Linked DNA regions of Homo sapiens: regions 1, 3 and 4 are each linked to region 2. Evidence: read pairs that join two places in POLR2A ChIA-PET (ENCODE). Cell type or tissue: PC-9. All regions are shown on one strand. Each heading gives the region's core, and the rest is flanking DNA. Links, peaks and the distances in the headings are about the cores only. Region 1 overlaps SMAD5 (SMAD family member 5). Region 2 has its middle 3.9 kb from the start of CTB-1I21.1. Region 3 has its middle 18 kb from the start of CXCL14. Region 4 has its middle 80 kb from the start of CTB-1I21.1.

The links. ChIA-PET counts read pairs that join two places held together with the same protein. Peaks named below come from ENCODE experiments on the same cell type or tissue, not always from the same donor. Only the 100,000 strongest peaks of a DNase experiment are listed, where the experiment ranks them.
Region 1: POLR2A ChIA-PET joins it to region 2 with 6 read pairs; 1 of 35 experiments calls an interaction of 5 or more read pairs at or near these places.
Region 3: POLR2A ChIA-PET joins it to region 2 with 7 read pairs; 1 of 35 experiments calls an interaction of 5 or more read pairs at or near these places.
Region 4: POLR2A ChIA-PET joins it to region 2 with 6 read pairs; 1 of 35 experiments calls an interaction of 5 or more read pairs at or near these places.

Annotation. Positions count from the first base shown.
Region 1 is chr5:136,147,143-136,152,550 of GRCh38, forward strand. It overlaps SMAD5 (SMAD family member 5), which reads left to right. Exons shown (of 8, transcript NM_005903.7): 2 at 690-764. Among named protein-coding and RNA genes, the nearest start is that of SMAD5-AS1, 15 kb to the left of the region's middle. In PC-9, for the core only: no CTCF peak of the experiment used is centred there; a DNase peak (open chromatin) is centred at 3,019; H3K27ac peaks cover 1,239 bases.
Region 2 is chr5:136,728,359-136,733,766 of GRCh38, forward strand. No RefSeq gene overlaps it. Among named protein-coding and RNA genes, the nearest start is that of CTB-1I21.1, 3.9 kb to the right of the region's middle. In PC-9, for the core only: no CTCF peak of the experiment used is centred there; DNase peaks (open chromatin) are centred at 1,763 and 2,333; H3K4me3 peaks cover 1,110 bases; H3K27ac peaks cover 3,468 bases.
Region 3 is chr5:135,558,048-135,563,455 of GRCh38, forward strand. No RefSeq gene overlaps it. Among named protein-coding and RNA genes, the nearest start is that of CXCL14, 18 kb to the right of the region's middle. In PC-9, for the core only: a CTCF peak has its summit at 2,895 (motif pointing right); a DNase peak (open chromatin) is centred at 2,954; H3K27me3 peaks cover 2,557 bases.
Region 4 is chr5:136,652,703-136,658,110 of GRCh38, forward strand. No RefSeq gene overlaps it. Among named protein-coding and RNA genes, the nearest start is that of CTB-1I21.1, 80 kb to the right of the region's middle. In PC-9, for the core only: no CTCF peak of the experiment used is centred there; DNase peaks (open chromatin) are centred at 2,939 and 4,289; H3K27ac peaks cover 981 bases.

The DNA of each region.
Region 1 (5,408 bases), core at 160-5,159, 580 kb before region 2:
AGTAATAAGTGTGCTAAAAATGTCCTAATGATAATTAGAAAAGCTTTGGAGTAAGATCACCACAAAAAAAATATATTTTTATGCAGTGGTAGTAAGCATAAAGCTAAACCTTTCATTCCTGCTGATTGACCTAGCACAAATGTGAGAAGGTTGGGTTAAAGTTGATAGGTTGATGACATACGTTAAGTGGTATAAAAATAAGTTTGAAAATGAGCAAATTAAGCTGGATTATTCTTGATCTCTTAAACTATACAATCTTATGATAATATTTAACAATTTGAATGTTTTGGAGAAGTCAGGAATATGAAGAACAATTACAGACCTGTAAGGGAAGAAAATTCCTTGGCAGGAGGGTTTCTTTCTAGGAGGCAGTCTGTACAGTGGTTTGGAATATGGATTCTGCAGCTGGACTGCCAGGGTTCAATTCTCAGCTCTGTTTCTTGCTTTCTGTATAATTAAGCAAGTTACATTTAATTTCCCTTTGCCTGTTTTCTCATCTGTAAAATGAGAATAATGGAATTTGCTTTATAAGGCTGTTTTGAAATTTAATGATTTTTGGTTTCTAAATGTAAAGTCCTTAACAGTACTTGGCATAGTGAGTGCTCAATAAATGTTAGTGGTTTATTATTATTACCATTATCAAAGGAGTATTATGATTCCTTTGCTTAAGCAATTGATTTTTTTTTTAGAAAGGAAGCTGTTGAAGTTATTGAAGTACCTGTTGCTATATTCTAAGAAATTAAAATGTCCAGAAATCTGCCTCTGTAAGTAACCTTTTAAGATCATTCATGCCACTCTGTTTCTTTAGTCAGTAATAATGCAGCCCATGTTCTATGCCTTCTATAGAGAATTTCATTTAAAATGAAACCACTGAAAAATGTAGACCACCATTTTATACTAAATGGTGAGTAAAAGGTCTGATTTTATCTTGAAGAATGAAACTAAAATTCTGGGAAAACATTAGCTTATAGTAACTGTAAACATGCATGAATTGTTATAATGAACAAATAATGGATCAAGTGTGAATGGATAAACAATTTTTCCCACAAAATAATTCAGTATCATTATATGACAGCCTTCAATTTGACATTTGTGGCATTAGCTTTAAGTTGTTCTTTTTTTTGCAAAAATATTGATAAAAATATATATACATTTTTTCAAGGACCTCTGTTAAATTCTTTGATAGTCAAGTTACTCTTACCCTCCTCCCGAACAAAGAATGTCTTGCTTACTGATTACTGTAAAAGTGGTAGATTCCCTGAGCTCAGTATTCCTCATCCATGCATCAAGACTACAAAAAAGCACAAACTCATACATATAAAACATGGAGAATCTTATAATACTGAAGGAAAGATTACGTGTTATTCCTTCTATACAACATTCACAAAAAGGCAAAACTATAAAATACATCACATTATCCCCATGGGTCTTGGGGACAAACAAAACCTCAAATAATGTCAATGCTTATGCTGCTTGCTGTGCCCAGAGTAGCAGAGTCTCTAACCCAGGAGTCTTATGTCCTTTGGCACCATCCAGAAGACAGTAACAGACTAACTTGTAAGTGGGGTAAAATCAAATCCTAGATCCTACATTGTTTGCCATCATTTTTATAAACTTTGGAAATCTTGGAATTTTTGCAAAATCTGTAGTCTCACTCATGGTTCATAAGCCATTATGGTGAGGGAGACACTTGTGAATAGGGACTGATTTTATAAGTGATCAGTCACAAGTATGTTTTAAAGATATTTTTAAAAATTGAAATAATCATCTAGTAAAGCACACAGAATTAAAGTGTGTAGCTTAATGAACTTCTGCATATGGTATACATCCATGTCATCATCACCCAGATCAAAATATGGAAAATTTCTAGCTCCCTAGAAGGCTGTCTCATGACCCTTCTTAGTGCTCTTCTGGCCTTGATGGCATAGGTTAGTTTTGCCTGTTTTTGAATGTTGTGTAGATGGAATAATGTGTAATCTTTCCCTCAGAATATATGAGAATTCTCCATGTTTTACACATACTAGTTCTTTCTGTAGCTGTGAAGTATTCCATTTTATGAATTTATTACCAGTATTTACCCACTCTACTGCTGATGAATATTTGGGTTCCAGTTTGGGACTATTATAAATAAAGTTGTTAGGAACATGTACTTGTTTTTTGGTGGACACAGCACTCATTTCTGTTGGATATATACCTAGGAATGGAATTTCTGGGTCATAGGGATCTATGTTTAGCGTTAGTGGATACTGTTAAACAATTTTCAAAAGTGACTGGACTAATGTATATTCCTACTATCAATATATGAGAGTTCCAGTTCTGTATTATCATGAACAGTTAATCTTTTTTTTTTTTTTAAGTGTAGCCATTCTGGTAGGTACCGAGTGAGATTTTACTGTGGTAGTTTTTGTTTTCTTTTTGCATTCATGTGATAACTAATGATATTGAGCCCATTTTCTCATCCAGTGGCTATTTTAATGTCCTCTTTTGTGAAGGATCTGTTCAGATCTTTTGACTATTCACTAATTTTTATGATGAATTTTTCTCCTTTTGTAATGTAAGTTGAGACGTGGATAACAAGTACTCGGGTAGCTTGCACATACCACTTTACCAGTTTGGGAAGTATAGAAAACATTTTTAGAAATAATTTCATCAAAAGTGCTAAGTTTTTTAGTCATTCCATATTTAAAGAGTTGAGTGTGAGATTTGCTCCTCTCCCTGTGCTAGTTTTACTAGTAAGAGTTCTAGGTTTTTAAAACTGACACCTATTGTTCTTTTTGAAACCAATCTCTTGAAGTTTAGTGGCATACCCATTCACCAAAGTCACTGGCCTTTTCTTTGTTTACATTCTCTTTAAACTCTCCCATATGTTTAATCTTCTGCAGTACCATTGTATCTAGTTCTGTCTTTTTAATAGTGCATTATCAGTAACTCACTATCAGGAAACTCTTTCCTAACAGTGAATGTTTCGTAATATTTAGGTGTTTACTTACTGTTCTTTTCACTCTGTTGCAAACTTTTTTTTTTTAGCTCTTTGTGCAAAATCTTAAATCTGTTTCTCATCTTTACCTGGCTAAACCTGTATCTCCAGTCATGACCTTTTCCCAGTGGAGTTTACCACCATTTCTACTGACAAAGCTGCCTTCTGAATGTTTTTAATTCTGTGGGTAGAATTCTCATTTTATCATTATCTTAGTCAACGTGGGTTTAAAATTTGAAATTATCTCTTAATTTCAAGGTACAGTTAGTAGAAAAATCAGTGACCATTCATTAAGTATCATAGTGTGTGGTATGGCACATGCAATGGTCCAGGTGCTGAAGACTACTTCTTAGAAGGATTTTGTACTGTATTTGGGAAGTTATGATATTATTTATGACTTATTAATTAGTTTTTATTATAAATATTCAGTGACCATAGCCTCTTCAGCATTGGGTGGTAAAGGAAGTCTTCACAAAAGGGGATAGATTGGAGCTCATCATTAAGAATGACTAAGATTTCTCTTGGAAGACACAGATGGGCAGAGGGGCAGGGATTTGGATTGGATCAGAAGGTGTGTATAGTGGAAGAGTAATGGGCAAGATTAGATTAGGACTAGATCTAGCCAGTCTCTTAAGTCTTGGTTCGTCTTCTTTCTGAATGCTAATGATTAGAATTCATGTTTGAATAGTACTGTTGAGTTTGTAAAGCTTGTGTTAGATAGACATTAGTACTTTAATATTTCTGTGACTTAGGAACCATCATCTCTATTTTACAGAAAAGTTAATAGGCTTTGAAAAAGTGATACTAGTAAAGAACAGAATCTGGTGGGCACAGTGGCTCAAGCCTATAATGCCATCAACTTGGGAGACTGAGTCTGGTGTGTTTCATTTCCAGGCATATTTTTATTCTCTGATATCATAGATATCTATAAATAACAATTTTTTTGTTTTAAGTTTGATATAGACATCCTTAGAAAGGTATATATATTTTTACAAATTGTTTTTCTTACTCATTTATTTGATAAATGGACACTATTCTAGGTCCAGGGCATCCAGTGGTTTTGAGGGCAGACGAGACTACCTGCATACTAACATTGCATTGGGGAAAACAAAGTAAATAAACAAAGTTGATAATGTAATATCAGATTAGGGTAAATGCTATAAAAAATGAACAGGGTCAGGGGATAGAGAATGTTGTGAGAATGGGCTGTCATGCTATTTTCAATCAAGTGGTCAGGGAATTCCTCTTTCAGGAGGTGACCTTTGAACAACTGAATTAATTTGAGTGAGTATGCTGCGTTAAGTTACGGGAGAAGAGAATTTAGGGGAGAGAACATCAGATGCAAAGACCTCACATAGAAATAACCTTAGAATACTTGAGAAATGGAAAGAAGTTAAGTGTGGTTAAATGCAATTAGGTAGGATAATGGTTAAGAAATGAGTAAGGAGAAGCCAAGGGCCTGATCATGTATGATATTGTATTCAGAATTCTGGTCTTGAAGCTCCTGTCTTTTTGCCTCCCTCTTCCTTAACTGTCTCTCTGTTGCTCATACACATACTCTCTCACACATACGTACACTACCCTATCTAGCCCCCCATTATATTCTAGTGTTCATGAATCAGTCAGCCAGGCCTGTCTCTTATCTAGCCTAGGAAATGCTATGTTCATGTCTGCCTATATATATATTTTTTTGTTTGTGTGCCTTTGCCTTTGACATTTCCCATCTCATCTCAGACAACCAAACCATGGTTTTACTTCCTGACCCACATGGATTTTATCATACATCCTTGATGTAGATGCAACTGAGGTCAGCCCTTCTTACAGTTCATTTAGTACATAACACTTTATACTCTGTGACCTGTTAGTGACAATTATGCTTTCATTCTCTTTGTTATATCTCTCTATTTTAATGTGGCCAGTTTTGTTTGCCTAGGAAAAATCATCCTACATAGGGCTGGGCAAGACAAGGCACAAGGCATATCCATACATAAGGAGGATATCTTTACTTCCCTGTACCCTTCCCCACCATGGTTCCAGCATAGAAGGCTGGATAGCTGCCAGTAGTTGATCGGCATCCAGAACTGTATCTGGTACTTTAGTAGGCTCTCAGTAAGTGTATTTTGAATGAATCAGTTTATTGACTGTTGAGATTAAACCCTACTTGGCATAACTTTTTTTAAAAAGCCCCATCATGGCTATTCACAATACATGGGATGTAACAAAGAATCAATAATTATTTGTTGAGTGTATGTCAGTTTTACTTTACTCTGTGTTTACATTATCTTTATTTACTTTATGTTATTGTCTGGGCTTTAGCTGAGCACATACATTCTTTTCTGGAAAGATGCACCCCAGTCCAGAATAATATTGATGCTAGAATTTTTCAAAGACAAAGCTATAGCTTTTGGCAATTGTAGGCACAAGAAAGGAA
Region 2 (5,408 bases), core at 311-5,310:
ATCATGATAAGCAGAAAAAGGAGAAGGAACTAGAAAACAATTAAATAAGAAATTGAAAATCTAAGAGTTTGGTCAAATAGGTAGCCTTGTAAGATGCCGTCTTCTGAACCATCAGTAAGTGTCTATGTGGTCTCCCCACAAGCTGAGGATTCTGGGTCTATTTTTGGACAGGATAGCAGGGGTGTGGGCCCCAGGGTGGCAGGCTTGTCTGTTCCCATTTTTAAGCAAGGCCCAAAGCACACTTGGAGGGTTCATCCTGCCCCATCTCTCCTTCCAGGATCCTGGGCCTGATTAAGAAGCAACTCAGATGTAACGCGGTGGGAAGGAGTCTCTCTTCCTTAGCAGTTCAATTGGAAGCAGCCACGGCCAGCTGTCAGCACTGAGGCAGGAAAAGCCAAAAGCAGTTGGAGGCCAGGGCAGGTGTGGTGGGAGTGGGACCGAAGGTCAGATGCAGGAGTGTGAAATGAGGCCAAGCAGGGGCCGGGAGGATGGAGGGGCCTGGAGTCTGAGGCTAGGTCAGCTCTGCAGGAAACATCTAATCTGAGCAGTGTGTGAAAATTGGAGTTTGGGGTCAGAACCAAGGGCAAGCAGAGCTTGTTTGGAAGATGGGGCCAGGTTTCAGGACAGAGCCTTGGTTGGGAGAAAAAAATCACTTCTAGGGGATAGAAGGCCAGAGCATCACCAGAGAGGCCAAGCTTATCTTGGTTCTCCCCTTTCTTCTAAAAATTTTTACCTCCTCTGGTCTTAAAAGTGCAGTCGTCCAAAACTAGTATCTGTTGTAGAGGGAGGTGCTGTTTAGCATTAAATAATCAAAAGACATCAGCAATGTGTGGGAAGCCCAGGAGGGGACAACATCTCAGCTGAGGAGCCCCCTGCATTCATTACCTTCTGGTGCAGCGCTGAGCGGCATAAGCGGGCTGCTTCAACCCTTCTTTGGGTGTAAGGCATATGCATTAACAAGTATCCTTCATTTCAAGAACATTCTATATTTTCTGTGATGAATTTTGAAATAAGTGTTCATCCTGAGGCATCATAAAACCAAATTTGAAAACCACCAGCATGACCAGTATCCAGGTAGCTTTGAGGATAAAAAGAGCAGGAGTGGTTCCTGTACAGCCTCTGTCCTTCCTTCTGTCCTCTGCAAGGACTTATGAGCTCCTTTTCTGGACCAGGATGGCCTTCCCCAATAGATCATACACTTGGAGATGAGCTTCTCAAAACTCTCCAGCATTTTCTTTCCAGTCTCCCGGCTCTCCAAAAGATCTGTAGGGCTGACCAACATTTTATACTCATTTTGTAGGTTAAAACCAAAAGCCACAAAGTTAGCCAGGTGCGGTGGCTCACACCTGCAATCCCAGCCCTTTGGGAGGCTGAGGCAGGAGGATTGCTCGAGGCCAGGAGTTCGAGACCAGCCTGGCCAACATGGTGAAACCCCATCTCTACTAAAAATACAAAAAATTAGCCAAGTGTGAGGCTGGGCGTTTGTAATCCCACCTACTCAGGAGGCTGAGGCAGGAGAATCACTTGAACCTGGGAGGCAGAGGTAGCAGTGAGCCAAGATTACGCCACTGCACCCCAGCCTGGGTGACAGAGCGAGACTCTGTCTCAAAATAAATAAAAGCCACAAAATGGGCTTGTTTAGGGTCAAAACAGTCTTCAAAAAAACAAGATACTCATCATTTGCATGACTCAAGGATGCCAGATAGTTAAGCCAATTGTTTACTTTATGATTATTCTGCTCCATGATGCTGCTTTGCCTAGCGTTCCTTTCATACAATTCTCCAGCTTTAAAATGTTATGTGATTAATAGGAAAAAGAGGTAGGCAGTCTGGCTTCCCACTGAGAGATGTGACTCACCCTCATAACTTTAATGGCCTTAATGTGTAATGCCCTGTGACTGAACTTGAATATCTGTGGAAGGGATTCTCTTATCACTGTGTTTGCAGCCTATTCTCGGAACCATCAGAGGATCATATCAGAAATCTCCCAGTCTCTGATGTGAGTCTGGTGAGGGTATTCATACACAAATACCCTTTCTTCGTTTCATACAAACATTTTTCCTCTCTGAAATATCCTTTCTTAGCCATGTGATAATTATCACCTGCAAGGGACACCATGAAGAGAGGCCCAGGTGCCACCCAGCCTTGCTTTGCTTCTAGTTCTCTGCAAGGGCCCTCAAATGCTTGTTGAGTGTAACCTCTCTTCAGGGCAGCACTAACCTCCTCTGAGTGGCCACCTGCAACCCCATACCACTCATTCATTGCTGGGAGGTAACAGCTACACCGTGGTGAGCAGTCTTTGGTAACAGAATGACTCAGAATCAAATCCACCCCTCACAGGTGAAAGATGTGTGACTTTAGGTACAACATCCGTGTCACTGAATCTGTTGATCTGTTAGAAAGATAAAATGACTAACAGAAAGAATGTCCCAATTGTAAAAATTAATTTGAAAATCGTAAATGTGCTTAAGGATAGCTTCAAGGATAAAATAGGTAGGGCCAGTGTCAGGTGCAACCTCTGAACTTCCTCCTGTCCTGTGACTTACTGAGGACTGCAATGTGCCAGAAGCTGCATTCACTGCTAAGGATAGAGCAATCAACAAGAACAACTGGTCTTTTATCCCAAAGAGCACATATTGGGAGACAAGCATCTCAAAAATTATTCTGCCCTGGCACATGGTAGGCCCTCAGACACAGGTGGTTATTGTTCACTGAATTATTCTACATCCGGAAAACATATTATGTTTTTGCTACACTTCTCTAACCCTGGCTTGGTGTCCTACAGCTAAGGAGAGAGCAAGAACGGTTTTTCTTTTCTCTGCCATTAATACAATGTTCCCAGTAAGAGTTCGATAAAATTTTTGTTATGTAACTAACCACTGTTAGCAAAATTCAACTTCCAGGAGAGATTTTTCAGAACAGCACACAGTGTCAAGAGTGGCATGTGGAAAATCACCTCTTACACTTTAAGCTCTGGTTAGAGACAGAAAAGGAAAATGAACAATGATCCCTGCCCTTCCATAGTCAGCTGGGTAAGGCAGGGTGGAATCAAACAGAATAATCTTAGCAAACTCATGTAAGAAGCCCATCCCCAGTGGTGAGTGAACAGAGGGGAATGCACATGCTAAGAGAAGTCTAGCTTTGCCGGATCTCACTAAGATTTTATGTGTACTTTTCCCATTTTACTACTATGAGAAACAACCCAATGAGGGTGTGTAAGGAAAAAAGGAAAGAAACCCACAAAATGTAATTGTTATGTGCGTGACATAATGTAGGTGATTTTAACAGCAGGTAGAAATAAGCTCCTTCAGTAAATTAATTCAACTGTAGTGGCAAAGCATCCTGAAACCACAGAGGCTGCTCCTGGCAAACCCTCAGTTCCTTGGCAGCAGTGCTTAAACACAACTTTATGTATTAAAATAGGAGAACCTCCTTTCCAGGAGAATGAGCCAGGAAAATCAAATAAAACAGCAACTTCTCAAGTCATTTCAAGTTGAAGAAAATGCTGATCAAGTGGGCCGAATAAAATGAGTTGTGTTTCTAAAATAAGAAAGGTGGGTGTCTCTAAGAGTGGAAGTTGGTTTCATGACCTTTCCTGGTAATAGAAATCTCTTATATCTCTTAGGTCACATATTTCCACCAAGCCCCTCCTCACCACCAAACAAATACAACAAAACCACCTCAGAATCATCCCTCTGTTTGACTGTCAGCAATGTGATCTTCAGTAAAATCTGCAGACCCATCTTGGAAAAACTTCACATGGTTTCTAGCCTAAAGGTGATTTTGTTTTTTGGTGAATCTCACCAATGTGGACATACACATCACAGGATTTATTTCAGATTGAAGCTGGATCTTCTACTCTGATTCAAGTTCTGAAATGTAAAGGTTGTTGAGGAGAAAAAATACCCAGAAACAGTTTCTCACAGTTCATTCAGTTCATTAAAATCGAGTTTTAGGTTATTGAAAATTATTTTCTTCCACATTTTGGAATAATAATTGTCCCTACGAACATTAGGGCAACATTGCTCGTGCAGTTTGGAACACTGATTACTAAGGCAAGAAAACCAGCTGGGGCCGGGCGCAGTGGCTCACGCCTGTAATCCCAGCACTTTGGGAGGACGAGACGGGCAGATCACGAGATCAGGAGATCGAGACCATCCTGGCTAACATGGTGAAACCCCGTCTCTACTAAAAAATACAAAAAATTAGCCGGGCATGGTGGCAGGCGCCTGTAGTCCCAGTTACTCGGGAGGCTGAGGCAGGAGAATGGTGTGAACCTAGGCGGCCGAGTTTGCAGTGAGCCAAGATCGTGCCACTGCACTCAAGCCTGGGTGACAGAGAAACTCCATCTCAAAAAAAAAAAACAACAACAAGAAAACCAGTTGGTATGTCTTAGAAATATTTTCAACCCCGTAAGTTAAAATTAAAAAGGCTCTATGGCTAAAACAGAGTTAAGCAGAAAGTTCAGTTTGGAAAAACATTATATTCACTGATATTTTTGGTTACTCAACATTTTGTTTCATTCTGCATTAGAATGAAAGGTTAATCATTCACTACTTGATGAGATGCTGCCTGGCATAATAGTGTGGGCTGGACAAAAAGCAACTTGGCTTTGTTTGTGTTTTGCTGTAAAGTAGCCTGGTGGCTCAGGGAAATTACTTAACCTCTTGGAGGTTCAGAATGCTCAAATGGATTAAGATATCAAATTGGAGACTTTATAAGACCCTGTAGTTCTAAGTGACTTCCATGTGCTTCCAAGTCATTTACCAGGTACTACAGGTGAAGCCAGAGACACTGGCCATGAGTTATCTTCAAGGTCAACTGTGATCATCTCAATCTCTTCCTAAAAACTGTCAATCATTTCCAAACACCTACTGAACAAAATTCTATGGATACCGTTGAAAGCTTCCTACCAATGAAGATAAAGGAAAAGAAAAAAAGGAATTTTCTCTGCCCCCAGGTGAGAAATGAAATCTCTTTCACCATTGTACTTTCTACCACAGTAATTGTTGCTAAGCAAGTAGCTCGACAGAGTGATGTGAGGTTTTTTTTTTTTTTTTTTTTGAGACGGAGTCTCGCTCTTTCACCCAGGCTGGAGTGCGGTGGGCGCAATCTCAGCTCACTGCAGGCTCTGCCCCCTGGGGTTCAGGCCATTCTCCTGCCTCAGCCTCCCGCGTAGCTGGGACTACAGGCGCCCGCCACCTCGCCTGGCTAACTTTTTGTATTTTTAGTAGAAACGGGGTTTCACGGTGTTAGCCAGGATGGTTCGATCTCCTGACCTCGTGATCCGCCCACCTAGGCCTCCGAGGTTTTAAACAGACATGACAGCCCCTTTCTAGCAACCTCCAGATTCAAGGTTAGTGAGGGTTACATGGACTCTGGGATTCTAGGTATTAGAGGCTGCGGTTA
Region 3 (5,408 bases), core at 111-5,110, 1.2 Mb before region 2:
GCAAACGTCTCGATCTTCCTTATAAATGGAAAGGGATTGTGACATCTCCCCCCTAGGGATCACTGCAAAGGAAAAATTAGACAGTGGAAACCAAGTACCTAGTACAGGGCCTGGCCCCTGGTAGATGCTGAATAAAACCCCCTTCCGCCGCCTCCCCCTAGAACGTGAGCCAGAAAGGACATCTGAACAGACAAAGCAGCTCCCACAAAGGCCATGCGCTGCCTATACGCATAACTTAGGAGGCTCTCTCAGCAGCTCACCTGGTTTGTGGTGTGCAGCAGAATGGGCATGTGTCTAGAGTTTGCACTCAGACTACTAGGTTCAAATCCTTCGTCTGCCACTTTCATCAAAAAGTTATAAATTTCTCTAAGCCCTAGATTACTCGCCTAAAAAAGGATTGTAAAAAAAACTACCTAACATTTAAATGATTCCAGGATGAAATGTCAGGAAGCATGCAAAACAGCCCATAATCAAAACGCAGCAAATTATTATTGGTGTTCAACAAATATTTGAATAAACATTTCTACAGTTTTCACACGAATAGTTTCACTAGCTACATATACTTAGTAAAATTGTGTGCTATAATATACTTACTTGTATCCTGACCTTTGAGTATTCAGTTTCCTTTTATTTTTATTTATTTATTTTTACCTGTGGTAAATGATGCTTCAGTGAACATCTCCATGCAGCTATCAATTTCTTCCACTGAAAGTCTTCCCTGAGGATAGACTCCTAGAAATGGCATTGTTCACTTAAAGGGCTTATTCAGCAATTCCTGAAGATATTTCTATAATACCACACTGGAAAGAGTTGCTGCAGAGAGATATTTGATAACACAAAACACCCAGAAAGGGTTCTGTTATGCTCAGCAATCACTCCTAATGGAGATCTTCCTTCCACGCTAGCTTTTTATTTTACTCTATTAGGTTCAAATCCATGGCTTTAAACCTTGTTACATTATGTGATTATTTCAATTTTGAATCCATTGGGGGCTGTTATTCATAGGTACTTGTTTTTTAAAGCCTTGTTAATGATAAAGTTGATGTAATTATAAAGTTACTTATTTTTTGCAACGGGGCTTTAACCAGTTTTTCTTTTTTGCCTTTATTTATTAGACTGAGGGGTTTGACTCTAACTTAGGCAAAAACAGAATGAGTTGGCTCCTATAAACTGAGAAGGGCTGTACAAGGCAAAGCGAGATCCAGGGGCTAACCCATGCGGTCTTAATCCCGTCACTCCATTTCTCTGCTCTGATTCCTTCTGTGTGTTGGCTTTGGTCTCAGGCAGGTTTTCTTCACAGGACCTCAAAACAAACTTCTGGTTCTCTGAGTTCAAGTCTTTACGGCTTGGGACCCAAAGAGAAAACAGGCCTGTTTTTCCAGCTTCCATCTAGTAAATCTTGTGAAGTCTCTCACTGGCTTTCTTGGGTCAGGTGTCCATATCTGAGCCAATCAATGTGCTGGGGGAAGGATCCTGGGCTCTGATTGGCCAACCTGGGTCATGTGCACCCAAGTCCTGTGGCTAGCATCAGAGTGCATGGAATCATGATTTACAGCTCCCCTGGGCCTCACGGGGAAGAGAGGGATGCTGGATGAAGAGGAGGGTGAGTTACCGAGCTTCTCTGGACGTCAACGTCCTGTTCTGTGAAACGGAGATTACAGCAGTGCCCACTTCCCAGGCTGGTTGTGCAGGTTACATAAAACAATGTGCTTGTCACTCTACCTGGCATGGAGTAAGTTTCATTAACTGTTAGTTTTGAGGACAGCCACAATAGTCATACCTACTAGGGTTAAGTAAATCTGATTAATATAAAGGCATTTTACCTGGGCATGGTTGCCCTGTAGCCCTGTAGCTTTTGAAATGGGAGGAGAGTCACCAAGTGGCATTCCGAATGTCTTCCTAGAAATGTTGGAAAATCCCTAATCCTCCCTGTGCACTGTGCCTGGCACAAGGCAAGAGCCTCTTTCCCTTCTTTCATTTTTATCTTTTCCTAGTCTTCAGGCCCCTCCTGATCTCTGCCCTGTAGCTACTTTTTTACCCACCTGTAATTATCAGCAGCTACCAATTACCCAGCCACCCAACTGTGGGGAAATAAGGGTAACTGTGGGTTCCTGGGGCTCGATCACTCCCTCCCAGAGGTGCATGCCCAATCAGAGGGTAGCAGGAATGGACGAAATCCTTCCCTCGGGCACCTAAGAAGGTGACTGTTGACTGCATTTTCTACCTTTGAGAGGAGTGCCAGCCTTGAGGGTGATGTGTTGTGTTCTCAGATTCAGTGCAGGGCAGCCCACGTGACTCAGTTGCTCTCACAGTGCAGCAAGATCTAAGATCTAAAATGATCTGTCTCCTCTTCCTATTTTAACATCTCTTAAATCAAAATATGCCTTCTAATAAATGTGCGTATTGTAGGTAGTGGATTACCAGCCCTCCGCAGCCCCACGCCTACCTCCATCTTATATTAAATTGATGCTGCTTCTTACCATCAGTGGTGTCATAAAACAGAAATATAGTAATGTGCATGCTAAGGGACTGTAGGCACTCAGGGACTGTGCTAAGCATTTATGTGCATGATTAGGTTTAGTCCTTCTAACTACCCTACGAGATAGGCCCAGTTATTATCCTCATTTAACTACTAGAGAAACTGAGTCTCCAAGCGGGACTTTGACCAAAGTTGCATGGTTTGTAAATGGCCAAGCCAGGATTCAAACCTAGGCAGCGCTTTCTGATTCTAGAACTGTGCTCTTATCCGATACATTATAGTTTCTTTGTTAGTTCCGAGGGTTAGATTGTGCAGCGAGGAAGCATTCTACTTTGGTTTTTATGATCAATAACTGGGTTAAAAGGGGAAGTCCCTCTGTTCCACCTTGCCTTCCCCTCCTCAGGGCACCCACCTCAGGCGCCAAGCGGCACGCAAGTTGCAAAGGCACCACAAGATGGCGCTTTCGACCTTTCTCCTTAATGTGAGCTCTGGGCCCGGACTGCCTTTCCCTGCACTTCCTGTTAATGCACAGAGATGTGTTTAGTGGAGCTGCTGCTTGACGGTTTTCCGCAGAATTAAAGCCTTGCAGCCTGTTGGAAAAGAAACAGGCCATAGTCGCGGTTGGACGCCATGAGGGGTGTGTGCACGGAAAAGCGGTGCTGTGTGGACAGAAGAACTCTGTTCAGCACCCAGATGGTGGTTGGAAACCAGTGGTGGCGTTTGGTCATTTCACAGTAAGCCTCTTCTCCTTAGGCCGATTCCTCAGTATCAAAAGTTCTATGAGTTCACTCAAGAATCTGTTTGAAAAAGAGTGAGTTAGGAATTTCAGTGTCCCTTCAAGAGCTTTTGAGAAATCTCAAGTCAAAGGCTTCCCGAACCTTCTCCCTCCCACCACACAGCCGCCTGCACGGAGGAAGGCTGCTGTGGGGTGGGGAAGTGGGGGGCACCTTGGGGAGAGTCTACCTGCTGGGCTCAGGGAGGTACCCAGGTGTGGGAGGGACGTAGGACACCCTTCAGGTCAGCTTTCCAATGACTCGGGTGAATGAATGTCACAATTTTAGGGCTGGCATGTCCTGGGTGGGAGGGTCCCAGAACCTTCTGGTCATGTGTGGATGATAACATTTCCTAATGATTCACAGAGTTGAATATATGCTCTAAAAGAAGAACCTGGACATCAGGGCTCAGTTCCAAGAAGCATCCTCCCAGCTTGCTAGCCCCAACTGACCGCTTTCCTTGTTCTCCCTCCTCCCAGCAGTTGTAAAACACCTACTCTGTGCTAGGGACTCACAGGGGCTAGGAATTCTGAGACAAAGTCTATTCACTATTGTTAGGGATCCTACATCCTAGTTGGAGAAACACACATATCTATAACAATGCGGTTTAATGTGTTAATGCTGAGGTGTGGTAAAATAGTGAGGCTCAGACAGGCCTGGGTTGAAATCCTGGCATGGCTCTCTGGTAGCTGGGTATCTTTATGCAAGTGATTGAATCTCCATCAGACTCAGTTTTCTTACGTATAAGACAAGGACGGAAGTATAGATGTCAAAAGGTTGATGTGAAGATTGAATGAGAACTTGGGTAAGGCACCTTGTCCCAAGCTTAACCCAGGGAGATGCACAAGTTTCATTGATCTCCTTACCCTCTAAGAGATTTGCAAACATTTTCAGTACACTGGGTGATAGAATGTGAATTCCAAATACTTCCCAAAGGTTGAAGTGACAGGAAAAAAACTGGTAAGATTAATTGGGGCATATGTAAAGTGGTAGGGCTAGCTTCAAAGGATCAATTACCCCAGCGTAAGATTGGAGTGGAGATACGTGTGGCATGAAACTCTGCTCTTGTGTGATGAGGCCTTGGGGACCTATTAAATGCTTGCTTAATGGATGTGACTTGGTGGCTGAGAACATTAGCAGACTTAGATGGGGTTAATAAAAGTACTGTGTCCAGGACAAAGAAAATGAGCCACAGCCACACAGCAGGTGGTTTGGGAGGGTGACCTGGAAGGCAGGGGCCTGGACACCATCACCTAGAATGGCTGAGAGGACAGCAGGGTTAGCTCAGGAGAAGGTCAGGTATGTCCCAGCATGGCCTCTGCCTTCTGAACATGTCAAGGGCTGGTACCTGAAATAGGCATTGTGCTACCTCTGTGTAGCTCTGAGGATGGAACTCAGGAAGCATCTTTTAGTGTCCTGATTTAATCCTAACACTTTTTAGCATGTGGACTTTTCCAATCATAGAGTGAGCTGCTTTTTGAGCTGTGAGGCTCCTGTTACTGGAGATATCCAAGCCACCTCTGGATGCCCTACCTGGGATTGTCTAAGGCAGGAATTACTCACACAGGGTCCAAGGAGCCATAAGGATGACATCAGGGAAGTCTAAGAATCTCCTGAAATGGTTTGCAAAATATACTGGGCATTTTTTTTTTTCAGGGAAAAGGAATCATAGCATTCATCAGCTTTTCAAGGGGGCCCAGAGTTCAAAAGCAGTTAAAAAATTTACAGCTTCAAAGAAATTTTTCTAGTGGATATAAGGTGGGACTAGATTCTAAGGTATTTCTTCCCCCAGGTTTAAGATTCCTTGGACTGTTAAATACATTTTTTAAGAAACACAAATTTATTATTATTAACTATTATTCACTGTGTGCTTATTATATGCTACACAAAGTGCTAGATATTCTATTTGAATGGTCTCATTTAGTGTCTCAAGAAATTCTTTGAAATTAAGCACTATTATTATTCTTATTTTGGAGGTGATGAAACAGGCATGGAAGTTTGCCCAAGGTCACAGAAGGTTTCAGATTCCTCTCTTGGTAGATACGTTCTTCAAGTTTGGCCTTTTTATGCCTTATAAATGTAATGTTGGCCGGGCACGGTGGCTCAAGCCTGTATGCCAGCACTTTGGGAGGCTGAGGCGGGTGGATCGCTTGAGG
Region 4 (5,408 bases), core at 301-5,300, 76 kb before region 2:
TCACAGAGAAGCAGTGCGTGTGTTCCCACCCAGCCTCTCTCCTTATATATCTGGCACTATGGCTTTGTTTTCTGAGGTCAGAAGCCTTGACAGCCATAGGAGCAAGATGAGTGCATCAAGCCCTGGCATTTCTGGAGCTCAGATGAGGCACCCTGAGGAGATTCTGTCAGCTCAGGCTCTTATCACAATTGTTTAGAGAAAAAAAAAATGAGGGTACTTGGGAGTGATTTAATTATATGGACTGCAATGACTTGCTCTGCTATTGATTTTATATATTCAAGGAGTCTTTAAAGTGATTATTCTTGGAATGGGCAACCACCACTACATTGATTTCTATGAAGTCAACAGTATCTGGAGAGGAGCCAGTCCTGCTGGGCAGAATACATTTGGAAGCAAAGTCACAGACCCTTTTGAATGAGACTCTGGGGGGAAGATGTTGAATGTGGAGGAATGAGCAAGGGGGATGGCTTGAGGCAGATTGCTTTAAACACAGCCAGCATGGTCCATTTGTGCTCCTTTTTTCTTCATGTGCAAATCTAGTTTTATCCTTAGGACTGGACAGTCAGTTTTCTCCCTACCTGCTGCAACCCTGGAGATTCTGGAGGCTAGTACAAAAGAGGCACCAGAACATTTTAAATAAATGCCAATTGCTTAGTCTTAATACCATTTATACTCGAGTTTATATTTTCACATGAAAAGAAACATATGACTCAATAAAAAGGGCTAACATATTAGCAGCAACCATCTTTTGGTAGACAAAGCATGGTTTATTATAGTTTTCCACAATAATTTTTATATTCATAAATACCTTGGTATAGCTGAAAGTATATTTCAAGAAAGGACTATATGCTCTGACCCAATATTCTTACTTCTAGGTATATGACCTAGGAAAGTAATTTGAAATACAGAAAATATATTTATATATAAAAGGATGATATATAAAGAAATATTTAGAACAGTGAATGAGCTATACTTTACACTTGATCTTAGCCAAAAGGCCAAGAAGTGATGAATGAGCTATACTTTAAAAAATAATTTAAATATTCAGTAATAAGGATAGGTAGAAGGAAATGGAGGTTTATGCAGTTATAGTATGGAATATTATACAGCCTTTAAAAATGTTTACAAACAGGTTTTAATGATTTAGGGGAAGAATAGTAAATTTTGTGAAAAGAAAAATGCCAAGTTACAAATTTTATTAATAATACAATAACTTTGTACTCCAATTTAACTCTATAAAATATACATAAAAATATTCTCAGCTGGGTGCGGTGGCTCACGCCTGTAATCCCAGCACTTTGGGAGGCCGAGGTGGGTGGATCATGAGGTCAGGAGATCGAGACCATCCTGGCTAACATGGTGAAACCCCGTCTCTACTAAAAATACAAAACATTAGCCAGGCGTGGTAGTGGGTGCCTGTAGTCCCAGCTACACGGGAGGCTGAGGCGGGAGAATGGCCTGAACCCGGGAGGCGGAGCTTACAGTGAGCCGAGGTGGCGCCACTGCACTCCAGCCTGGGCGACGAGCGAGACTCCGTCTCAAAAAAAATATATATATATATGTATATATATATATTCTCAATAGTTAGCCCTGGAGGGCAGGATCCCAGGTGACTTTTCTTTCTCTATTTTTACTTTTCTATATTTTCTAAGCTTTCCTTAGTGAACAGAAATATTACATATACACATATACACGCATGCATTGAAAAATTCATATTAGAAGGAACTTTGGACCCTGAGAGTTAGACTTTTGCTTACTTAAACTCTTCAGAGACTAAATGAGGCCTAAGTGAATATAAATTTTTATATCCGTTTAATTTTCCACCTAAATTCAAGCTTAAATGCTTATGCAATTATTGAACCAATACCAAGAGCAATTTCACCAATTATTTGGAACTCATGTTAAATGTGAATGCAGAGGCACACAACAGAAATAAGCCAAAGTGTCTGAGGCCAGATGTCATTCCATTTTCAGAAGATGATACTCCACTATGAGCATTAATCAGCCTCTGTCTTTCTCTAAATCCCATTCCCCTGGATTGATGTAGGAGAAAGATTTCACACTTGCTTATTCTACTTAGAGACTGTGGTCTAATTTGATTCACTTATATTTGAGAGGGTTGGCATTTATAATTCACTATGGGTTTGGATTATTGCTACATTTTTTCACAGAGCCACCAAACTGCACATCTCTGAGAAGAGCCGTTTTGTGCATACAGCATGCTCTGGAGCACTGTGTGCAGGGCATCGCAGGGAATTTTTTTCCAGAGAGCATTCTTCATACAGCATTCTGGTGGGCACTACGCCCTGGAGTAGCAAGGGTCCTGAATTTTACACAAATTCCTGCTTTACTCTAACTGATTCCTCACCTGTCTCCTTCCCTCAAACTTTATAATTTTGTTGGGTTGAATTATTTATGCTAGCCATGAATTGGAATAAGGATCAATGTAGGAGGAAGATGAGGTGGTAAAAATTGTAGGGATATTTGACAGACCTTACCCAAATCAGATTCTATAATCCTTAAAATAGTAAGTGTTTTACAACTTACTTCCTTAATAGTTTCTACTGACTGTGCCATTATGGAAAACGGTGATCAAATCAATACTGCATATCATTAATATTATATTGTGATGTGCCCAGTCTGAATGAGAGCAATAGGTTTCAAGCAGGGCCATTAGTCTGATTGGTTAAATTAAGTGGTCGATCATCATGATTATGGTATATGCAAAGATTTAATCAAAGCCAACTGCCCTTCCAAAAAACAAAGAATAAATGTATTTTTTTAAAAAAAAGATGGAGTACATTAGTCAGAATGGCTAGTCTAGTCTATGCTGCAGTAAAATAAACACTCCCTAGTCTCAGACTTACAATAACAAAGATTTATCTTTTATTTACATCAGTCTGATATGGACTTTACTGATTTACTGATTTACTCTCTTCCAGGCGGTGAGTCAAGAGCTCAGGCCACCTTTATCCTGCTTTTTCATCACCTTGGAATCCCTTGTTTCTGATAGTGTAGATTACACAGAAAAGGAGGAAACAGAACGTGTTTTCATTCTTAATTGTCTAGGACCAGAAGCAACAGATCCATTAGACTCAATAATTAGTCACATGATTCCCCAAAAGATGCATACATACTGGATATTAGGTAGGGATTAACAGCCTCTGCCACAGGCAATAAGTGAAATATTGTATTCTAGCTGGGAGAGTTTGTTTCCATGAGAAAGCTCATGCAGGCTTGCATGGCAGCCTAGTGCCTGGTGGGCTCATGTGTGAGTCCCCCAAGGAGAAACAATCTGTCTAGAGGGCCAGAGAGTTCCCAACATCAAACTCAGTCATCCCTTCAACCATAGCCCACTTTGGTCATATTTTCTTTAAACTAACATGTGCATTCACACATTACTCCAAGAAATGTGTGTATCCTGTCACTCCAGTTTTCTTGGGAATTGAGACATTCCTATCTGGGCTTTTGTTTGCCCTATTATTTTTGCCTATAATGACCCCCCTATTCTAACTGCAACCAATAATTGTTGAAAGCCTTACTTTCTTAAGACACATTTAGAATGGGTACACTTAGGAAGCCTTCTCTGATCCTATCGACCAAATGTTCATTCACTTAACAGACATTTACAGCAGCAAATAACATAACAAATTTTCTGATCTTGCAGAGTATACCTTCTAGTTGAAGGAGAGAGTAGTAAAGAACAAGTTTTTTTTAAATGCCAATTATGGCAACAGCTATTGAGGAAAATAAAATGGTATTGTAATGAAGACAGGTGGGATACTTTAGTTTGGGCAAAGAACTTTTTGAGAAGGTGGCATGTGGGCTGACACCTGAACACTTGAATGTGTGCTCTGTCTTCCATCTGGGGCCCCCAGAAATGTGTTTGTACTACTTAAAAGATACTTCTCATAATCTATATGGTATTTATTTTGTCTTCACCTCCTGGCCCATTCTTTTAGAGTATGAGCTCTTTAAGGGCAAAAACTGTTTTGTTTCTCTGTTCATTGAAACTTAAAGTTTCCATTTAAATTTTGACATTTCATTAAATGGTTAATGCCTAACATGATGTCTGACCCTTCATAGTTGCCAAACAAATAGAAACTCTTAGCTTACTGAAGACACATATACCTTAAGTGTTCAAATCTGACTGTTGGATAGAAGAGAATTGGATTGACTAAATATATCATCAGGAGTAACTCACAATGTTAAAAAAACAGTTTCCTCATGTCCATCCAGCTTGACAGTGAATCAATCTTTCTGTGGCATCTTTTAAGTCAAACAACATAACGAGTCATCTCCACTTCTTCCATACATCACTCTGAGTGCACGGCTAACCCAAACGGTTTTCTTGGCATCCAAGCACATTCCTCATGTAATGTGCTGGCTAGCCCTCATGCTTAAAAGAATAGGGTAACATACGTTTTCCTGCAGACTATGGCATCTTGTTAAAGACTACATGGAGCAGGCTGAACTGCTGTAGCTATCAATCAGTGCAGTCTTGACCAATTTCTGGGGTAGTGGGTGTAGAAGACTAAAACGGACTTAACACCCTTGTCAGTACAAGGTGAGTGATATCATTCTATTATTATTATTATCATTATCATTACTATTATTATGTGCCTGAACAAAGTCCTTGGCATGTTTTATTTCATTTAATCCTACCAACAGCTTTATGAGATAGATTTGATTATTTTCTCCATTTTACACAGGAAAAATGGAGGCTTCATGAAGTTGAGAAACTTGTCAGGGTTGCAGAGCTAGTAAGTGGTACAGCCACATTTGGAATGTGCAGTCTGATTTCAGAGCCCATGTATGACATCATTATTCTAAGACAGAAAACCTTTCCTCAAATTTATACACAATTCAGGGCAGCTCTTGTCTAGGCCAGGAGCCCACATAACTGTCTGTCTGCCCAATGCTTTAGGACTTACCAAGGGCTTTCACATCTATGATCACACTTGAAACTCATAAATACCCCACAAAACATCTAGGGTAGGGTGAAGTGGAGAAATACCTAATGCATGTGGGGTTTAAAACCTAGATGACAGGTTGATGGGTGCAGCAAACCACCATGGCACATATGTAACAAATCTGTGTGTTCTGCACATGTATCCCACAACTTAAGTATATTTTTTTAAAAAAGCAAAAAAAAAAAAAAAAGCAACACATAAAGAAATGGAGACAAAAATCCAAGGCTTAGGGTGATTGAGAGAGTTTGCTGCCCTTCATAAGATGCTGGTGAATTGGAACTGGTCCTTGTGATGCTACTTTGCCTTTTCTTTCCTGAAATTTCATAGATACCACCATATTTTCCAATAAATACCCTTGCTCCAGTCTTTGCTTGAGGGAAGTATAAATAAGAGTGTTATTCATAACTGAATGAATCTTGACCATGGTGTAGGATC